Linked DNA regions of Homo sapiens: region 1 is linked to region 2. A link is an interaction called in ENCODE POLR2A ChIA-PET data of the cell type or tissue named here. Cell type or tissue: Panc1. All regions are shown on one strand. Each heading gives the region's core, and the rest is flanking DNA. Links, peaks and the distances in the headings are about the cores only.

The links. ChIA-PET counts read pairs that join two places held together with the same protein. Peaks named below come from ENCODE experiments on the same cell type or tissue, not always from the same donor. Only the 100,000 strongest peaks of a DNase experiment are listed, where the experiment ranks them.
Region 1: POLR2A ChIA-PET joins it to region 2 with 9 read pairs; 1 of 35 experiments calls an interaction of 5 or more read pairs at or near these places.

The regions. Positions count from the first base shown.
Region 1 is chr3:142,803,496-142,813,551 of GRCh38, forward strand. It overlaps TRPC1 (transient receptor potential cation channel subfamily C member 1), which reads left to right. Exons shown (of 13, transcript NM_001251845.2): 11 at 482-683; 12 at 941-1,135; 13 at 2,513-4,393. The coding sequence ends at 2,740. Among named protein-coding and RNA genes, the nearest start is that of PCOLCE2, 81 kb to the right of the region's middle. RefSeq lists an enhancer at 4,632-4,926. In Panc1, for the core only: no CTCF peak of the experiment used is centred there; a DNase peak (open chromatin) is centred at 4,826; H3K27ac peaks cover 709 bases.
Region 2 is chr3:141,978,016-141,988,071 of GRCh38, forward strand. It overlaps TFDP2 (transcription factor Dp-2), which reads right to left. Exons shown (of 13, transcript NM_001178139.2): 7 at 505-667. Among named protein-coding and RNA genes, the nearest start is that of ATP1B3, 110 kb to the left of the region's middle. In Panc1, for the core only: no CTCF peak of the experiment used is centred there; a DNase peak (open chromatin) is centred at 1,186; H3K27ac peaks cover 1,312 bases.

The sequences.
Region 1 (10,056 bases), core at 729-8,728, 830 kb after region 2:
GAGTTATTTGAAGGTTTTGAGCAGAGGTGTGACAAAATCCAATTAGATATTAGCAAATCATATAGGCTGCCTTGTTGAGAACAGACAGAAATGAAGTCAGAAGGGTAATGGGGATCATGTAGGACTTTTTTGCCCTTGTAAGGATTTTGAGTTGTTGAGATTGAGAGTCATTTGAAGGTTTTGAGCAGAGGTGTGACAAAATCTAATTAGATGTTAACAAATCATATAGGCTGCCTTGTTGAGAACAGAAAGAAAGGCAGCAAGGGGTTAAACAGTTACAAATAATTTATCTTCCTTAGGGTCTCTTTGTTTAAATTTAAAGTAAGGCATATCAGTACTGTGGAAGTCAACATCATTTTTAAATAAGGAACTTTTCATGGATTATCAATGTTTTATTTAAATAATTTTGATATAAACAAATGATTCATTTTTGCTAATTTCTTTAATTGCCTTTTAAACAGAAATGCAATTGTCTTTACAGGTTCATTGGCACCTGCTTTGCTTTGTTCTGGTATATTTTCTCCTTAGCGCATGTGGCAATCTTTGTCACAAGATTTAGCTATGGAGAAGAACTGCAGTCCTTTGTGGGAGCTGTCATTGTTGGTACATACAATGTCGTGGTTGTGATTGTGCTTACCAAACTGCTGGTGGCAATGCTTCATAAAAGCTTTCAGTTGATAGCAGTAAGTTCATTCTTTTAAAAACTTTATATTCTCCTCAGACCATACTAAGTGCATACAATAGATAAGATAGCCAAAGATTATAAGATTATAAGAATTGAAAAATAGTATTTTTAAATTAAATATAGATTTTTAAAATGTAAGTAATGTATAATAATTGCAAATGTTGAACAAAATTTTTCTGCAAGGTGTGGAAACATCCCCCATATTTGTGTGTGTATTAATATTCTAGTTTGCTTTTTAATTTGCCTTTTATATAGAATCATGAAGACAAAGAATGGAAGTTTGCTCGAGCAAAATTATGGCTTAGCTACTTTGATGACAAATGTACGTTACCTCCACCTTTCAACATCATTCCCTCACCAAAGACTATCTGCTATATGATTAGTAGCCTCAGTAAGTGGATTTGCTCTCATACATCAAAAGGCAAGGTCAAACGGCAAAACAGTTTAAAGGTAAGAAATTAGAAGCTTGAATGGCAACATAAAAGTTTTAACAATTCCTAATCTCAGATATTTCTTAAAGCGTAAGTATGCAGGTTCCCTAAGGGCTGTGACTGTCTGACTTTTTTTCACTGCTATATACCCTAATGTACGGCATCGCATCCAACATAAAGTAAGGATTCAATAAATACTATTGAGAGTGAGAGGGCTGGGTGCGGTGGCTCACGCTTGTAATCCCAGCACTTTGGGAGGCTGAGGCAAGCACATCATCACTTGAGGTCAGGAGTTTGAGACCAGCCTGGTGAAACCCCATCTCTACTAAAAACACAAAAACTAGCTGAGTGTGGTGGCACATGCCTGTAGTCCCAGCTACTCAGGAGGCTGAGGCAGGAGAATTGCTTGAACCCAGGAGGTGGAGGTTGCAGTGAGCCAGGATCATGCTACTGCACTCCAGCTTGGGTGACAGAGCGAGACTCCACCTCAGAACAAACAAACAAACAAATATATATATACACACACACACACACACACACACACACACACACACACACATATAATTATTAAGAATGGGAGATAGTACTGAGATTTTTTTTTTTACTTTTCAGATTCCTCCAATATATAAAATTTCATCTCATAGTTTTAAAACATGGGAAATATTCAAAATACCCATTCTGTCACTGTAGCTAAAGAATGACTACTAGAATCAGCTCATATTTTTCTGGTTCTTCTTGAAAGTTATTCAATACATCAATAATTCAATATATGTTACTATAAACCAGGGGTTGGGACATTTTTTCTGTAAAGGTCCAGATAGTAAATACTTTACACTTTTCAGGCTGAGACAAAATCAGAGATATTGTAAGCAGTGATACAGTAAGAGAGAAAACAAATTTTCACAAAACTTTTATTGATAAAAGTCAAAATATAACAATAACAGTAATAACTTTTTAAATATAGGTCTACTAGTGAAAAGAATGGAGTTCCTTTTGGGAGGGGATAAAATTTCACTTAACTAGAGTTTAAAATTAGTGTTATTATCAATTGATGATAAATGTTCATCTGTAAAATCTATTCTTAGCTCACAGGCTGTAAAGTCAGGATATGGACCATATTTGGCTTGTGGGTTGTAGTTTGCCAATCCCTGCTATAAACTAAGGATTCCTAAGACTAATTTTTTTCAATCAAGATAAGCATAAAATTAAATTCATTAAACAAATATGCAGGCTATATTTGTTTTAAACAAGTGTTGAATATTATACCATGTAGTAGAAAAACTATAGTCTAATAAAGCATTTAAAGATGTGTTTGTGTCTGTGAATATATTTTTGAACTCTACCTCATTTAAATATCGTTTCTGCATATCCTTAGTATCATATTGTTGTTTTGAAGGAATGGAGGAATTTGAAACAGAAGAGAGATGAAAACTATCAAAAAGTGATGTGCTGCCTAGTGCATCGTTACTTGACTTCCATGAGACAGAAGATGCAAAGTACAGATCAGGCAACTGTGGAAAATCTAAACGAACTGCGCCAAGATCTGTCAAAATTCCGAAATGAAATAAGGGATTTACTTGGCTTTCGGACTTCTAAATATGCTATGTTTTATCCAAGAAATTAACCATTTTCTAAATCATGGAGCGAATAATTTTCAATAACAGATCCAAAAGACTATATTGCATAACTTGCAATGAAATTAATGAGATATATATTGAAATAAAGAATTATGTAAAAGCCATTCTTTAAAATATTTATAGCATAAATATATGTTATGTAAAGTGTGTATATAGAATTAGTTTTTTAAACCTTCTGTTAGTGGCTTTTTGCAGAAGCAAAACAGATTAAGTAGATAGATTTTGTTAGCATGCTGCTTGGTTTTCTTACTTAGTGCTTTAAAATGTTTTTTTTTATGTTTAAGAGGGGCAGTTATAAATGGACACATTGCCCAGAATGTTTTGTAAAATGAAGACCAGCAAATGTAGGCTGATCTCCTTCACAGGATACACTTGAAATATAGAAGTTATGTTTTAAATATCTCTGTTTTAGGAGTTCACATATAGTTCAGCATTTATTGTTTAGGAGTATAATTTTATTTTATCTAAAATAATAGTCTATTTTTTCTTTTGTATTTTGTTATAATCTTAAGCAACAAAGAAAAAACCCTAATATTTGAATCTATTTATGTCTTTCAATTTAAATTCACTTCAGTTTTTGTTATTGTAATATATTTACTTTTACATGGTTATAATCACTTTATATTTTTAATGTTTTTTTCACTTAATATTTTATATATACATTTCCATGTATTGATGTAGTTAGTCCACATTTAAATTTTTATAGAATTATATAGTTTTTGAAAAATACAGTCAGTAGATGTTTTATTTTTTAGCTATTCAGTTATGTTTATAAGTTTGCATAGCTACTTCTCGACATTTGGTTTGTTTTAATTTTTTTGTATCATAATAGTCCTATTTTTTTTTCAAGTTGGAGTGAATGTTTTTAGTTTTAAGATAGATAGGAGACACTTTTTTATCACATGTAGTCACAACCTGTTTTGTTTTTGTAAAACATAGGAAGTCTCTTTAATGCAATGATTTGTTTTATATTTGGACTAAGGTTCTTGAGCTTATCTCCCAAGGTACTTTCCATAATTTAACACAGCTTCTATAAAAGTGACTTCATGCTTACTTGTGGATCATTCTTGCTGCTTAAGATGAAAAGCATTGGTTTTTTAAAATTAGAGAATAAAATATGTATTTAAATTTTTGGTGTGTTCACATAAAGGGATGTAGCTAAAATGTTTTCATAGGCTATTATATATTCTCGCAGCATTTCCAGTTAAGAGGATATTAGGTATATAATTCTCTTCTTAACCGAATGTCAGATGGTCTTACGCCACAGGGTGCAGGTAACCCTTGGTCTGTAAGCACCACCGATCCAGGGATCATTGTCTAAATAGGTTACTATTGTTTGTTTCATCTTGCTTTTGCATTTTTATTTTTTAATTTCCAAATTTTAAGTGTTCCCTCTTTGGGGCAAATTCTTATAAAAATGTTTATTGTAAAGTTATATATTTTGTCTACGATGGGATTATGCACTTCCCAATTGGGATTTTACATCTGGATTTTTAGTCATTCTAAAAAACACCTAATTATTAAAACATTTATAGAGTGCCTACTGTATGCATGAGTTGAGTTGCTTCTGAGGTACATTTTGAATGACAGCATATTGTAAGAAAAAAAAAGGTGAATAAAATTTGACATTAGATTATAAATGGAGTCTGTTCATTGTATTACCAATTTTAAAAAGTTGAGATATACAGTAGTCCCCCTTTATCTATCTGCAGTTTCACTTTCCATGGTTTCAGTTACCCACAGTCAATCATAATCTAAAAATATTGAATGAAAAATTCCAGAAATAATTCTTGAAGTTTTTTTTATTTTTTAGAGACAGAGTGTCTCTTTGCCCAGGCTCACTCTGCAGTGGCATGATCATAGCTCACTGCAGCCTCGAACTCCTGGTCTCAAGCAATCCTCCTGCCTCAGCCTCCCAAATTGCTGGGATTACAAGTGTTAGCCTCCATGCTCAGACAGTTCTTAAGTTCTAAGTTGTTCACTGTTGTTCTGAGTCACATGATGAAATCTCATGCCATCCTGCCTGGGCGTGAATCATCCCTTTGTTCAGCATATTCACAGTATACACTATCCACCACTGAATCACTTAGCATCATTCTCTGTTATCAGATCGACGGTCATGGCATCCCACTGCTTGTGTAACCCTTGCTTTATGTGTAACCCTAATTTTACTTTATAATGGCCCCAAAGTGCAAGAGTTGTGATGCAGGCAATTCAAATACGCCAAAGAGAAGCTGTAGCCTGCTTCCTTTAAGTGCAAAGGTGAAAGCTCTTGACTTAAGGAACTTCAGGAAAGAGAAAAAATGTATCTGTGGTAACATCTACAGTAAGAACGAATCTTTTGTCTGGGAAATTGTGAAAAAGAAAAAAAAAAATCTGTGCTAATTTTGCTGTTACACCTGAAACTGCAAAAGTTACAGCCACAGTGTGGGAAGTGCTTAGTTAAGATGTAAAAGGCGTTAAATTTGTGGGTGGACAGTATGAACAGAAACGTGTTCCAGTTGACGGCAATTGGGCTCAGTAGTATCTGTGGTTTCAGGCATCCACTGGGGTGTTGGAACATATCCCCTGTGGATAAGGGGGGACTACTCTACCATGTTTTGAAATAATCTGTCAAAGACCTGTATGTGAACATTTATAGAAGCTATATTCATGGTGTCAAACTGAGAACAACCAAATGTCCATTAACTAGTGACTGGATCAGCAAATTGTAAATCCATACAATGACAATTTATTCAGCAGTAAAAAGGAATTGTATCAGTCACAATCAGAGAAACAGAGCTACTAGGATATTTGCAGGCACACATGTATGTGTGTGTATAGTGATTTGTTTACAGGGATCTGACATTACACAACTGTTGGAGTTGGTAAGCAGTCTCTGTAAGTCCCTGTTTTTTTATCTAATGCTGGAGCAGAGCTGGAAGTCCACAGGGTAGGCAGGTGGGAAGAAAAGATGGATGTCAAGTGGGAGAGATCAGGGACAAGCTAGAACCCATGAAGACAGACCGAGTCCCATGTGACTCCTCACATCTCCAACCTTATGATGTGGTACCCTGTTGGAGAAGTGTTGCCCTTTGCCACTTGCTTTTGCAAGTATGTTACTAAACACTCACTTGGCCCAGGAATCAAGAGAAGCTGAAGCAGGATCCAAGGAAAGGTGGGTCAACTGTAGGCCTGGCTGCTGCCCCACATTAGCAAAGTGAACCAGCAGATAAGTTACAGCACGTGTGAGCTGCAGAAGTGCCCGCATCAAGAACAAAACGGCTGCTGCTTCACTTCTGCTCTCCAGTCTTGCACTAAAATGTCTCTTGTAACTGGAAGCATACAAGAAAGGGAATTTTGGGAAACATAATTAGGCCTAGCCAAGTTGATACATTATAAAGCCACCACAGGAACAAACTGCTGATATATGCAATAGCATGGATGGATTTTAAAAGTAAGTGAAAGAAGCCAGTCACAAAAAGCTACAATACTGTATGGTTCCATTTAGATGACATTCTAGAAAAGACAAAACTATAGGAACTGAAATCAGATCATTGAGTACCAGGGTCTAGTGGTCTAGGAGACAACTGACTGCACAGCTCATCAAACTGTATGCTTAAAAAGAGTGAATTTTAATGTATAGAAATTATGCCTTAATAACCCAGACAAAAAATCTAAAATACAATGCTACAACATACTAAAATAAATAAGAAAATAACAGTGGAATCTTAAAATTCATTACCACTGCCAAAGAAAGCAGTGCTTGCATCTGCAAGTTGGTAGCCCATCACTCACACAGCACAGTGGGGTACAGTAATAAATGCCAAGGTGAATAACTTCGTATTACTTTTTCAAAATTATTTTTGCTATCCAGGTTCTATGATTTTTCATTTAAATTTTGGAATCTATCAATTTCTTAAAAAATAAACGGGATTTTTATTGGAATTGCATTGAAACTAGAGACCACTTTGGGAAGAACTGACGTCTTTACAGTATTGTCTAAACTATCAACATGATGTAGCTTCTCATTTATTTAAGTCTTCCTTAATTTCCCTTAGCAATGTTTTATAGTTTTTAGCATTGAAATCTAATAGCATTATATATTAATAACTAAAAAAATAGAATGAGATTCTACTCACATGCAATCCCAATGAAGACCAGTTTGCTTATCATTTAGTTATGTGTTCAGATTTCAAAGCTTAACATCTTTCCTTAAAGTAACTACAGGTTGTTGTTATTAATTGTTTGAAGGATACAAACCAACTGCTAATCATTGACAGTCTTTCTTAAAAAATGATAAAAGTGGAAGTGCTCTTAATCTTATTAATAAATACTTATTATCTCTTTTCTACCTGATAAAGAAAACTTTCTTTGATTCCTTAGACTTCAAAATTTTTGTTTTCCTCAGAAAATACGTGTATAAAATACCAAATAAATTGAGGGTATAGATCCTGGGAGTAAACCAACTGGGTCTAGTTATTCAGATTACACTAAGAAACTAATAATAGTATCAGGGATAATCACTGCTCTGAATTCCTCATTTATAAGTTAATGTATTAGTTTTCTGGCATCACGGCCCCATTCATAAACAAGCTGTGTTTCTGGAGGATATACTTAGAAGAATTTCCCATTACAGTGCTTCTCTTCATTTGATAATTTCACATTGTTTTTTCCTATTCTGCTCTCCCTGCCCCCAGACTGAAATAAATACTTCAGATATGCAACACATAAATTAGGAAAATTTTTATATACTAGTTGATGCTTTAAAAATAACCATCTTCTGTAATCCCAGCACTTTGGGAGGCTGAGGCGGGTGGATCACAAGGTCAGGAGATCGAGACCATCCTGGCTAACACAGTGAAACGCCATCTCTACTAAAAATACAAAAAAATTAGCCAGGCATGGTGGGGGGGGCCTGTAGTACCAGCTACTCGGGAGGCTGGGGCAGGAGAATGGCATGAACCTGGAAGGCGGAGCTTACAGTGAGTCGCGATCACGCCACTACACTCCAGCCTGGGCGATGAAGCGAGACTCTGTCTCAAAAAAACAAAAAAACAAACAAAAAAAACCATCTTTAAGAGACATGATTTCTGATATAAATTAAATTATAGTAATAAAAGAGGCAAAACAGCAGGTTTGTGTAGGAGGTAAATGTATACTTAAAAAAAAAACAAAAAACAAAAACTACTATCCCAGCCAATCCAATATGTGACACAGTAAGTTCCTTTTTCTTCATCCTGCTACCAAGAATCTGGAAAATTATCTCTCTCTCCCTCTCTCTCCCCACTAGAAAGGTTATTTAATTCATCCTTCAATTTTAGGCAAATTTATTCTTATTGAAAGATAAAATGGGCCGGGCATGGTGGCTCACGCCTGTAATCCCAGCACTTTGGGAGGCCAAAGTGGGTGGATCACCTGAGGTCGGTAGTTTGAGACCAGCATGACCAACATGGAGAAACCCTGACTCTACTAAAAATACAAAATTAGCCTGGCGTGGTGGTGGCGCATGCCTTTAATCCCAGCTACTCCGGAGGCTGAGGCAGGAGAATAGCTTGAACCCGGGAGGTGGAGGTTGTGGTGAGCCGAGATTGCGCCATTGCACTCCAGCCTGGGCAACGAGAGTGAAACTCTGCCTCAAAAAAAAAAAAAAAAAAATGAGATAAAATGATTGAGTGCTGTTTTAAAAATTTTAAGGAGGAAAATGCACAAGCTACCTCAGTAACTCATTCAGAAATTGAATTAATTCTGTGAGGTAATTCAGCTTCTCATTTTAAAATTCATTTCCTCCAATTTTATTTCAACGGAAAAAGCAATCACAATATTTTCTGTGTTTGCTTGAATGCAGATGTTTTCTTCTCCCATCCACCCCCGCTGACCCCAGTGACAGAGTCTCACAATATTTTCCAGGCTGGAAGTACAGTGGCTATTAACAGGTGCCATCATAGCACACTACAGCCTCCAACTCCTGGGCTAAAGAGAACCTCCTACCTCAGCCTCCCAAGTAGCTGGGACTACAGGAGTGTGCTACCACACCCAGCCTCTTTCTTTTGAAAAGCTGTAAAACAAGACCAGGCACAAGAAGGAACAGTTCTCTCATTCTCTTTTGTATCCTCACTCTAAGTATAGTATTAATGTTGAATGGCACAAAGTTATTGAATAAAAATTTAGCCATTATCCGTTAGTGTAAATATTCTAGGAATGACAACTAGTTTATTAAATACTCTTAACAATTGTGTGCTCCAGATCCTATTTTCTCAAACTACATTAAAAGAAAACTTAGATTCCCTACTTCAACCTTCTAATTTAATATACAGGAAAACTAGCATTTTGAGTAATTTGTCCAAGTGTATATACTGACTGGAGATACTGAATTCAATTGATTTTTCCTATCAGTCAATATATATCCAAAAGCTTTCCATTTTTGAATTAGCTTCTCATTGTAGGTTCATCTTGGTCAGCAAACAGAACTTAAGTTCCTACTTTTCTAAATAACTAATTTGTTAAAAACTTTTATGACGAGGGTCAAGCAGAGACCAGCAAGATGAGCAAGAGTTGGAGGAAAAGGATGGACAGGTAGGTAGTGAACATCATAGGAAAGGGGGAGTTAGCCTCAGAAAGTAACAGCCAGACCAGAAGGGACCAGAGTGTTTAAAGCACACAGACTGGTGAATTTTATTTCTGTGCCACTTTCTATCCTAATCAATTTGAATATTCAGCCAGGCGCAGTGGCTCATGCCTGTAATCTCAGCACTTTAGGAGGCCAAGGCAGGTGGATCACCTGAGGTCAGGAGTTTGAGACCAGCCTGGCCAACATAGTGAAACATTAGCTGGGCATGGTGGTGTGCGGCTGTAATCCCAGCTACTCAGGAAGCTGAGGCAGGAGAATAGTTTGAACCTGGGAGGCAGAGGTTGTAGTGAGCCAAAATCACGTCACTGCACTCCAGCCTGGTCAACAGAGTGAAACTCCATCTCAAAAAAAAAAAAAAAGTACATATTCAAGGATCCAGAAACCACTTAAGACCATAAGGGATCTCAGAAAGTATCCAATTCAACTTCATGTTACAGATAAGGAAACTAAAGTTCTCCCATTGCCACACTGTGAATGAGAATCCAAGTCTTTTTCCTTTTCAGCTGGGAGGCTCTTACCTGCATTATGTTACTATTAATATCAGTTTTTTTGTGAGATGAATTAATCAGATATATGAAGTCTTACTTTCAGCTTGTAAATTTTCTTCATAGGTTTCTATACTTAAAAGCTTCATCTCGTTGAAATCTAACCCAATCTTAGTATTAGAATGCTACAGGGACATCATTCAGGCAA
Region 2 (10,056 bases), core at 667-8,666:
TTTTTAAATGTTAAAAAAAAACAAAAAAAAACAAAAAAAACAACTAAGGCTGGGTACAGTGGCTCACGCCTGTAATCCCAGCACTTTGGAAGGCCAAGGCAGGTGGATCACCTGAGGTCAGGAGTTTGAGACCAGCCTGGCCAACATGGTGAAACACTGTCTCTACTAAAAATACAAAAATTGGCTGGGAATGGTGGTGTGCGCCTGTAATCCCAGCTACGCGGGAGGCTGAGTCACAAGAATAGCTTGAACCTGGGAGGCAGAGGTTGCAGTGAGCCGAGATCGCGCCACTGAACTCCAGCCTGGGCGACAGAGTGAGGTTCCGCCTAAAAAACAAAAAAAAAGGAATTCCCTCCAAAATAAAACTCAACAACAACAAAAAATCCCCCAAAATAAAGGATAAAACCCTCAAGTATAGTCGTGATTCCTCAAATCTATAACAAAGATAACACAAAGAAGTAGCATCATCCATCAAAATCAATGTCAGGTTCATGATTTACATACCGAATCAGCAGCCAAATGGTTATTTGAATTGGTGAACTCTGACACCAGCTCATCAGCGACTTCATTGTACGATGTTGTACCTTTTCGTTGAACTTTCTCACACACTTTCATTGAAAAGTGTCTCAAGCCTTTCCCATTTTTATCTCCTTTTTTGCTTCGTTTACTAGAAGGGAAAAAAGTTTTTTTTACTCCATTATACATATTAGAGACTTTCTTTACAAATCTCTGTAAGATAATGCAAGAAGACAGTAATTTAAGTTTTACTTCAAGTGTCAAAAATTTAAATTGAATAGAGATGAGAAAATGTTTATTTAAACTTACTTTTTGCCTTAAAGGTCTAATAAAGTATAAAGTTAGAGTGTTTTTCTATGCACAGCATTTATTTATTCAACAAATATTTATTGACCAGTTACTATTCTATGCCGGATACTGTTATTGACACTGAGAATAAGTCAGTGAAAAAACACAAAAACTCTGCCCTTGTACAGCTAACAGACTTATCTTTTCCTACTCTATGTAGATTATAGTTTTTTACTGAAATTAAAACTATAGTCATTTGCCACATAAGGACATTTCAGTCAATGATGGGCCGCATATACAACAGTAGTCCAATAAGATTACAATGGAGCTGAAAAATTCTCATTGCCTAGTGATGTAACCATCGTAATGGTTAATGTGAGTAATAATGCATTACTCACATGTTTGTGGTGATGCTGGCAAACAAACCTACTGCTCTGCCAGTCCTATAAAAGTCTAGCACATGCAATTATGGACAGTACATAATACTTGATAATGATAATAAATGACTATGTTACTGGTTTCTGTATTTACTAAACTATACTTTTCATCATTACTTTAGAGCGTACTTCTTCAAATTATAAATTAAAGTTAACTGTAAAAAGCCTCAGGCAATCCTTCAGGAGGTATCCAGAAGAACGCATTGTTATCACAGGAAATGACAGCTCCATGTGTGTTACTGCCCCTGAAGACCTTCCAGTAGGACAAAATGTGGAGGTGGAGGACAGTGATATTGATGATCTTGACCCCCCTGTAGGCCTAGGATAGTGTGTCTCAGTTTCCTTTTTTGGAGAGAGAGTTTCGCTCTATCCCCTAGGCTGGAGTGCAGTGGTGTGATCTCAGCTCACTGCAACCTCCGCCTCCCAGGTTCAAGCGATTCTCCTGCCTCAGCCTCCCGAGTAGCTGGGATTACAGGTGTGCACCACCACACCTGGCTAATTTTTGTACTTTTAGTAGAGACGGGGTTTCATCATGTTGGCCAGGCTGTTCCAGAACTCCTGACCTCAGGTGATCTGCCTGCCTCGGCCTCCCAAAGTGCTGGGATTACAGGCGTGAGCCACTGCGCCTGGCCCTCTGTCTCAGTTTTCTGTTTTTGGGTTTTTTTTTTTGGATTCAGGGTCTCACTCTGTTGCCCGGGCTAGAGTGCAGTGGTGCCGTCATGGCTCACTGCAGCCTAAACCTCCTGTGCTCAAGTGATCCTTCCACCTCAGCCTTCCAAGTAGTTAGAATTACAGGTGCATGTCACCATGCCTCGCTAATTTCTTTTTTGTAGAGACAGGGTCTCATTATGTTGCCCAGGCTGCTCTTGAACTCCTGACCTCAAGTGATCCCTCCCATCTCAGCTTCCCAAAGTGTTGGGTTATAAGTGTGAGCCACCCTGCCCAGCCACGTCTCAGTGTTCAACAAAAAAGTTTCAAAAGTAAAAAAAAAAAAAAAAAATTAGAAATTAAAAAACAAACAGAAAAAAGCTTATGGAATAAGGATATAAAGAAAATATTTTTGTACAGCTGTACAATGTGTAATGATTAATCAGGGTAATTGGGGTATCCGTCATCTCAAGCCTTTATTGTTTCTTTGTATTAGGAACATTCCAATTCCATTCCTCTAGTTACTTAAAATATACAATCAATTGTTGTTAACTACAGCAACCTATTGTACTACCAAATACTAGATATTATTCATTGTATCTAAGTGTATTTTTGGACCCATTAATATGTTTGTGTTTTTTTTGTTTGTTTGTTTTGAGAAAGAGTCTCACTCTATCCCCTAGGCTGGAGTGCAGTGGTATGATCTCAGCTCACTGAGAAACCCGGGTTCAAGTGATTCTCCTGCTTCAGCCTCCCGAGTAGCTGGCATTACAGGCGCCTACCCCCATGACTGGCTAATTTTTGTAGTTTTAGTAGAGATGGGGTTTCACCATGTTGGTCAGGCTGGTCTCGAACTCCTGACCTCAAGTGATCCATCCGCCTTGGCCTCCCAAAGTGCTGGGATTACAGATGTGAACCACTGCTCCTGGCCAATATTGTTTGTGTTTTAAGTCAAGTGTTACTACACGAGTAAAACAGTTTGAGAACATTAAAAAGTTTATAAAGTAAAAAATTTATAGTAAGCTAAGGTTAACTTATTATTGAAGAAGAAAAAAATCTTTTTAAAATAAATTACTGTAGCCTAAGTATACAGTGATTATAAAGTCTAAAGTAGTGTGCAGTAAATTCCTAGGCCTTCACATTCACTCACCACTCACTGACTCACCCAGAGCAACTTCCAGTCCTGCAAGCTCCATTCATGAAAAGTGCACTATAAAGGTGTATCATTAAAAAAAATCTTTTACAAGGTATTTTTACTCTACTTTTTTCTATGTTTAGGTATGTTTAAATACACAAATACTTATCACTGTGTTACAATGACCTATAGTATTCAAACCAGTAACATGCTGTGCAGGTTTATAGCCTCGGGGCAATAGGCTATACCAAGTACCTAAGTGTGTAGCAGGCTATACCACCCTGGGTTTGGGTAAGTACATTGATGATGTTCACACAACGATGAAATCGCCTAATGAAGCCTTTCTCAGAACATAGCCCCTCATTAAGTGATGTGGGACTGTGAATATATTTACTGATAAATAATTTACATGTTCTATGTTATGTACATAGAAAGAGATACTAAACATGCAGTTTTAAAAGGAATATGAGAAAAGGATATCTACTCTCCTTTCCCTACATTCCCAAAGAGTTGTGTATGCATCCCTTGTGATAGTATAGGACAGCATACTTATCTTACCTCACAGACTACTTATTTGAAATAATGTGAAATCACTAAAATATATTGAATGGTATTAAGTAGTGGAGTAGAATGGTGACATTTTCAGTTAGGCAGACATTCTCACTGCAAAGCAGATTTTGGAATCAGAATTAGTAACAGTAGAAGTGAAATTTATGAGGCAAAAGCAGAGACACAAAGACCAACTGAGAGGGTATTGCAATAGTCCAGGTAAGAGAATATGAATCCCCAAACTGGAGCTGTGGTAGGGCAGGAGATAAAAAGATGGATTTACAAAATTTTAAAAGACAAAAAATCAATAAAATTGTCTGAAGTGGAGGGTAAGGAAGAGAGGAATAGTAGAATGACCTCTAGAAAGAAGGGTCATTTACTGAGATCGAAGAGATGAATTAAATTTATGAGTTGCATTTTAAACCTCCTAATCAGCACTGTCCAATACCCCTAGGCATAACTCACATGTGGCTATTGAATACTTGAAATGTGGGAAGTGTGAATTGAGATATGTCGTAAGTTTAACACACTGGATTTTAAATACTTAATATAAGGAATGAATGTAAAATACCTCACTAGTGATTTTTATATTTAATTACACACTGAAATACAATATTTTGGATATATTGGACTAAATTAAAAATATTAAAATTAACTTCAGATATTTATTTTCTTTTAAAATTTCTATTGGGCAGAAATAATGTTGTGTATGGGATTATATAGCCAGGAAAAGAACTGGTTAATGGCTTAAAGTAAATAAATTTCTCAACTTAGTGGTTATATGCTTTTTTCTTCTTCTTTTTTTTTAAAAGACTACTCAAGTAGTCTTTACCCCCTACTCAAGTAGGGGGTAAAGTGTAGAACAAGGAGTTTGATCTGTGTTCAACTGATTGTGAACCATCAATTGAGATAACTCACTACCTTCAGGCCAGCCAGTTACATACTTTTGAAAAGCCAAGAGTGAAGCAGGGTTGTTTTTCATCCAATTCTTGGTCTTTTTGTTAAAGGCAGCAATAAGATAGGGTGGTTTCGGGCAATCACTTAGCTAATTGGCTCTCTATAGTCATACCTGGATAATATTTGTAGTCATACCTGGATAATATTTAAAGGAAGAAACTAAACATAGTCCTTAAGTAGGAACAACTACAATTTTAACAACTATTATAAAACAGTGATGGCTATACTCTTGAAATGTAGATACAAGCCTACATGTAAGAGTTTTATAAAATCAGTTCAGTGCATAAATTGATAATAAACTTGAAGAAAACTTGGTTAAATATCAACATTAGTAAACTATCAGATACATATTTTGAGCAGTTTACTCGATTTAACTCTGATCCACAGTCCTTCATCTGAAAAATGCAGAATACACATCTCACAAGTTGTGAGGATGAAATGCATATAACATATGGTACACTACAAGTGATCTTATCCCCTTCATGAGCTGCTAGAATTTTCATAAGCAATATAAAACCAAAGGGCACTATTCAACAATGGCTGGATCAAGAAATTAAGCTTATTATTTGGAAGGTTAATAGAATATCATGCCAAAACTCAATTAACATCAACATTAAAATTCAACAAAGGAGGTTAAAAGAGTCAACACCTGCCATACACAGATGAGAGATTTGGTCCTGCAACCAATCCAGTAAGCCACTTTGAAAGTTAAGCAAAAAATGTCTCTAGTTAAAGAACACTAAAAGGCAAAAGGCTATATAAAGAATTACAACAAAAAACGAAACAACTCAATTCAAAAATGGGCAAAGGGCCAGGTGCAGTGGCTCGTGCCTGTAATCCCAGCACTTTGGGAGGCCAAGGCAAGTGGATCACTTGAGGTCAGGAGTTAGAGACCAGCCTGGCCAACATGGTGAAACTCCATCTCCACAAAAAAATACAAAAATTAGCTGGACGTGGTGGTACACATCTGTAATCCTAGCTACTTGGGAGGCTGAGGCATGAGAATCACTTGAACCTGGGAGGCAAAGGTTGCAGTTCACGCCATCACACGCCAGCCTGGGAGTGAGAATGTCTCAAGAAAAAAAAAAAAAAAGGGCAAAAGACTTAATAGTCATTTATCCAAAGAAGATATACAAATAGCCAAAAAGTACATGAAAAGATGCTCAACGTCACTCATCATTAGAGAAATATAAATCAAAACCATAATGAGATGCCACTACATACCCATTAGAATGGCTATTAAAAAAACAAAAACTGAAAACGAGAAAGTGTTGGAGAGGATGTAGAGAAACTGCACCCATTATGCACTGCTGGTGGAAATATAAAATGATACAGCCACTGTGGAAAACAATATGGCAATTTCTCAAAAAAAGTAAACATAGAATTACCATATGATCCAGTAATTTCACTTTTGGGTATACACCCAGATGAATCTGAAAGCAGGAACAACAGATATTTGTACACCCATGCTCATAGCACCATTATTCACAATAGGTAAAATGTGGAAGCAACCCAACTGCCCACCAATGAATGGATAAACAGATAAAATGTGGTATATACATATAATGAAATACATTCATCCTTAAAAAGGAATAAAATTCTGATACATACTACACTACAGATGAACTGTGAAGACATAAGTGACATAAGCCAGACATAAAAAGATAAATATTGGGTTGGGTGTGGTGGCTCACACCTGTAATCCCAGCACTTTGGGAGGCCGAGGTAGGCGGATCATGAGGTCAAGAGATCAAGACCATCCTGGCCAACGTGGTGAAACCCCGTTTACTAAAAATACAAAAATTAGCTGGTGTGGTGGCGCGTGCCTGTAGTCTCAGCTACTTGGGAGGCTGAGGCAGAAGAACTGCTTGAACCCAGGAGGCAGAGGTTTTAGTGAGCCGAGATCACGCCACCGTACACGCCTGGCGACAGAGCGAAACTCCGTCTCAAAAAAAAAATAAAAAGATATTGTATGATTCCACTTATATGAAATCAAATTATAGTCAAAATCATAGAAAGTAGAACAGAGGGATTGTGGGGGAGTGGTAAATGTAGTGTTGTTGCTTCATGGGGACAGAGTTTCAATATGGGATGATGAAAAAGTTCTCAAGATGGATAGTGGTGATAGTTGCCCAACAATTTATTATTTCTCCATGGTTCTTTTGGTTTTGAACTGACTTATGTTTTGTTGTCTTTGATGCTTAAGTTTTGATGATTTCATGGCTTTATTAGCCAGTGTATTTCTGCAAATAAGATGCTGTAGTTTATGTATTATGTATTTCATCATCAATTATGGCTACAAAACCAAATTCAATATGAGAGGGGGTCATGTTTCTGAGCAAAACTAATACAAACTCTATTGTATTCATTTTACTGTTCTTCTTCTTTTTTTTTACATTGCTCCTTGTGGAGCAGGACTACCCCATAGGCAACGTGCCCAGAGTAGCCTGTTCTTCATTCTTTAAGTTACTTCCATTGTCACATCTGGTTAACTACTACTGCTGCCACCTTCAGAATAGGTATGCCTTTTCTTGAAAAAAATAGTTCAGGATGCTTATCTCACCATTAGAAAATGAGGATTAAAATAAAAGTTTACTTTTCTAATTTAGCTGATAATTTTAAATAATAAACCCAGGCTTGTTTGAAAAATTAAAATAACTGTAAAAATGTTATAAAAATAAATGTCAAAAATCCCTATTTTGGCCAAGCACAGTGGCTCAAGTCTATAATCCTAGCACTTTAGGAGGCCGAGGCAGGCAGATCGCCTGAGCCCAGCATTTCAAGACCAGGCTGGGCAACATAGTGAGACCTCATCTCTACAAAAAATGTAAAAATTAGTCAGGTGTGGTGATATATGCCAGCTACTCAGGAGGCTGAGGCAGGAGGATTGCTTGTGCCTAGGAGGTCAAGGCTGTAGTGAGCCATGACTGCGCCACTGCACTCCAGCCTGGGAGACAGAGCAAGACGCTGTCTCAAAAAAAAAAAAAAAAAAAAAAAACACCTATTTTTTCTTCATAGATTTTCTATATGCTTCTGGGTTACATTTGACAAATTAACCTTAATAAAAATTAACTCAAAGCAAAGACCTAAATGTAAGAGCTAAACCTATCAAACTCTTAGAAGAAAACGTAGGTGTTAAGTCTTTGTGACCTTGGATTAGGCAAAGATGTTTTAGATATATGACACAAAAGCATAAGTAACACAAGAAAAAAATAAGTTAATTAAACATCAAAATTAAAAACATTTGTGCCTCAAAAGACACCATTAAGAATGAAAGGTCAATTCACAGATTGGAGAAAAACTCTGCAAATCATGTATTTAATAAGGGATTTCCATCTAGAATATACAAGGAATGCAAATCAAAATGCTTTGAGTTAATTTTTATTAATGAGGTACCATTTCACAAGAAGTGTTAGCAAAAACGTGGAGAAACTGGAATACTCATACATTGTTTATGGGAATGTAAAACGGTACAGCCACTTTGGAAAACAGTCTAGCCATACTCAAAAGGGCTAAACAAAGAGTAACTGTATGACCCAGCAATTCCACTCCTTAGTCTGAGCTTAGTCTATAAAAGATGGCTAGGAATACACCACAGGAGCCCACAACATGAGGAAGAAAGCTTTCCTTTTCTTCTTATGTAGTCCTGTCCCATCGTCTAGTGACTTACAGCCTACAAGTTGAGAGTTACCTGGCTACAGTGTTTAACTTCTTCCTGAGTTTTTAAATGCAAATTTTCATTGACGTACATAACACATAAAGAAAAGTACGCAAACCAACTGTGTTAAGTGTCTCCTTCTAGTTACAGTTCCACCCAAACCCAACACCTCAAGAATATCTGTTACCATGACTTCTATTATAGTTTTCCCTATTTTGAACTTTAAATTAAAATCATATAGTATGTACCCTTTTGTATCTGACAACACTATTTGAGAGATTCATTCACACTTTTCATGTGACTGTATTTCATTCATTTCATTGTATGAATACATTGCAATTCATTCATCCATTCTGCAGATGGGCATTTGGTTTGTTTCTAGTTGAAGGCTAATAGTGTTTCTATAAACTTTCTTGTACATGTTTTTGGTGAATGTGTGCACAAATTTCTGTTGAGCATACACAAGGAACAGAATTGATGAGTTACGGGTATGTGTACATTCAACTTCAGCAGACACTGCTAACTCCCAAAATGACTGTACCAGTTTTTCCTGCCACCAGCAGTGTATGAGCATTCTAGATGCTTCATATCCTTGCCAAACTTAGCACTGTCTATCCTTTTCATTGTAGCCATTCTGATGGATGTAAAGTGGTATTGCACTGTGGTTTTCATTTGCATTTTTCTAATGATTAATGCTGATAAGCACTTTTTCATGTTTACTGGCCCGTTTGTATTTTTTGCTAGAATAAAAAAATTCTGTTCATTTTTATATGCCCTTATATCCAGCAACCTTGCTAAATTCATTTTTCTCATAAATTGTCTGTAGATTCTTTTGTTTTTTCTTGGTATACAATCACATCATCTGCAAATAGTGCCATTTTATTTCTTCATTTACAATTCTTTTATTAAGGCTTTCCATTTTGTTTCTTGGCTTACTGCACTAGCAAGAATTTCCACTACAATACTGAATAGAGGTGGTGATTAACTAGGGATTCTCCTTGTTTCTTATGCCAAGTTGAAAGCTTTTTATTCACTACTAAATGTAATGTTTGCTGTCAGATTTGTGTGTGTGTGTGTGTGTGTGTGTGTGTGTGTTTTAGCCAGAGTCTCACTCTGTCACCCAGGCTGCAGTACAGTGGTGTGATCTCTGCTCACTGCAGCCTCTGCCTCCAGGTTCAGGCAATTCTCCTGCCTCAGCCTCCTGAGTAGCTGGGACTACAGGTGCATCCTGCCACGCCCAGCTAATGTTTTGTATTTTTAGTAGAGACTGGGTTTCACCATGTTGCCCAGGCTGGTGTCGAACTCCTGAGCTCAGGCGATCCACCCAACTTAGCCTCCCAAAGTGTTGGGATTACAGGCATGAGCCACTGCGCCTGGCGTGTGTGTGTGTGTGTGTGTGTATGCGTGCGTGCATGTGTGTGTGTTTTAAAGACATTCTTCTCGGCCGGGTGCGGTGGTTCATGCCTGTAATCCCAGCACTTTGGGAGGCCGAGGTGGGTGGATCACTTGAGGTCAGGAGTTCAAGACCAGCCTGGCCAACATGGTGAAATCCAGTCTCTACTAAAAATAGAAAAAAAAAAAAAAAATTAGCCGGGCATGATGGCAGGTGCCTGTAATCCCAGCTACTCCGAAGGCTGAGGCAGGAGAATCGCTTAAACTCAGGAGGCAGTGGTTGCAGTGGGCTGAGATTGTGCCACTGCACTCCAGCCTGGACGACAGAGCAAGACCCTGCCTCAAAAAAAAAAGAAAAGAAAAAGAAAATGACATTCTTCTCATTCTGTCACCCAGGCTGGAGTGCAGGGGCCTGATCTTGGCTCATTGCAGCCTTGACCTCCTATACTCAGCGATCCTCCTGCCTCAGCTTCCCA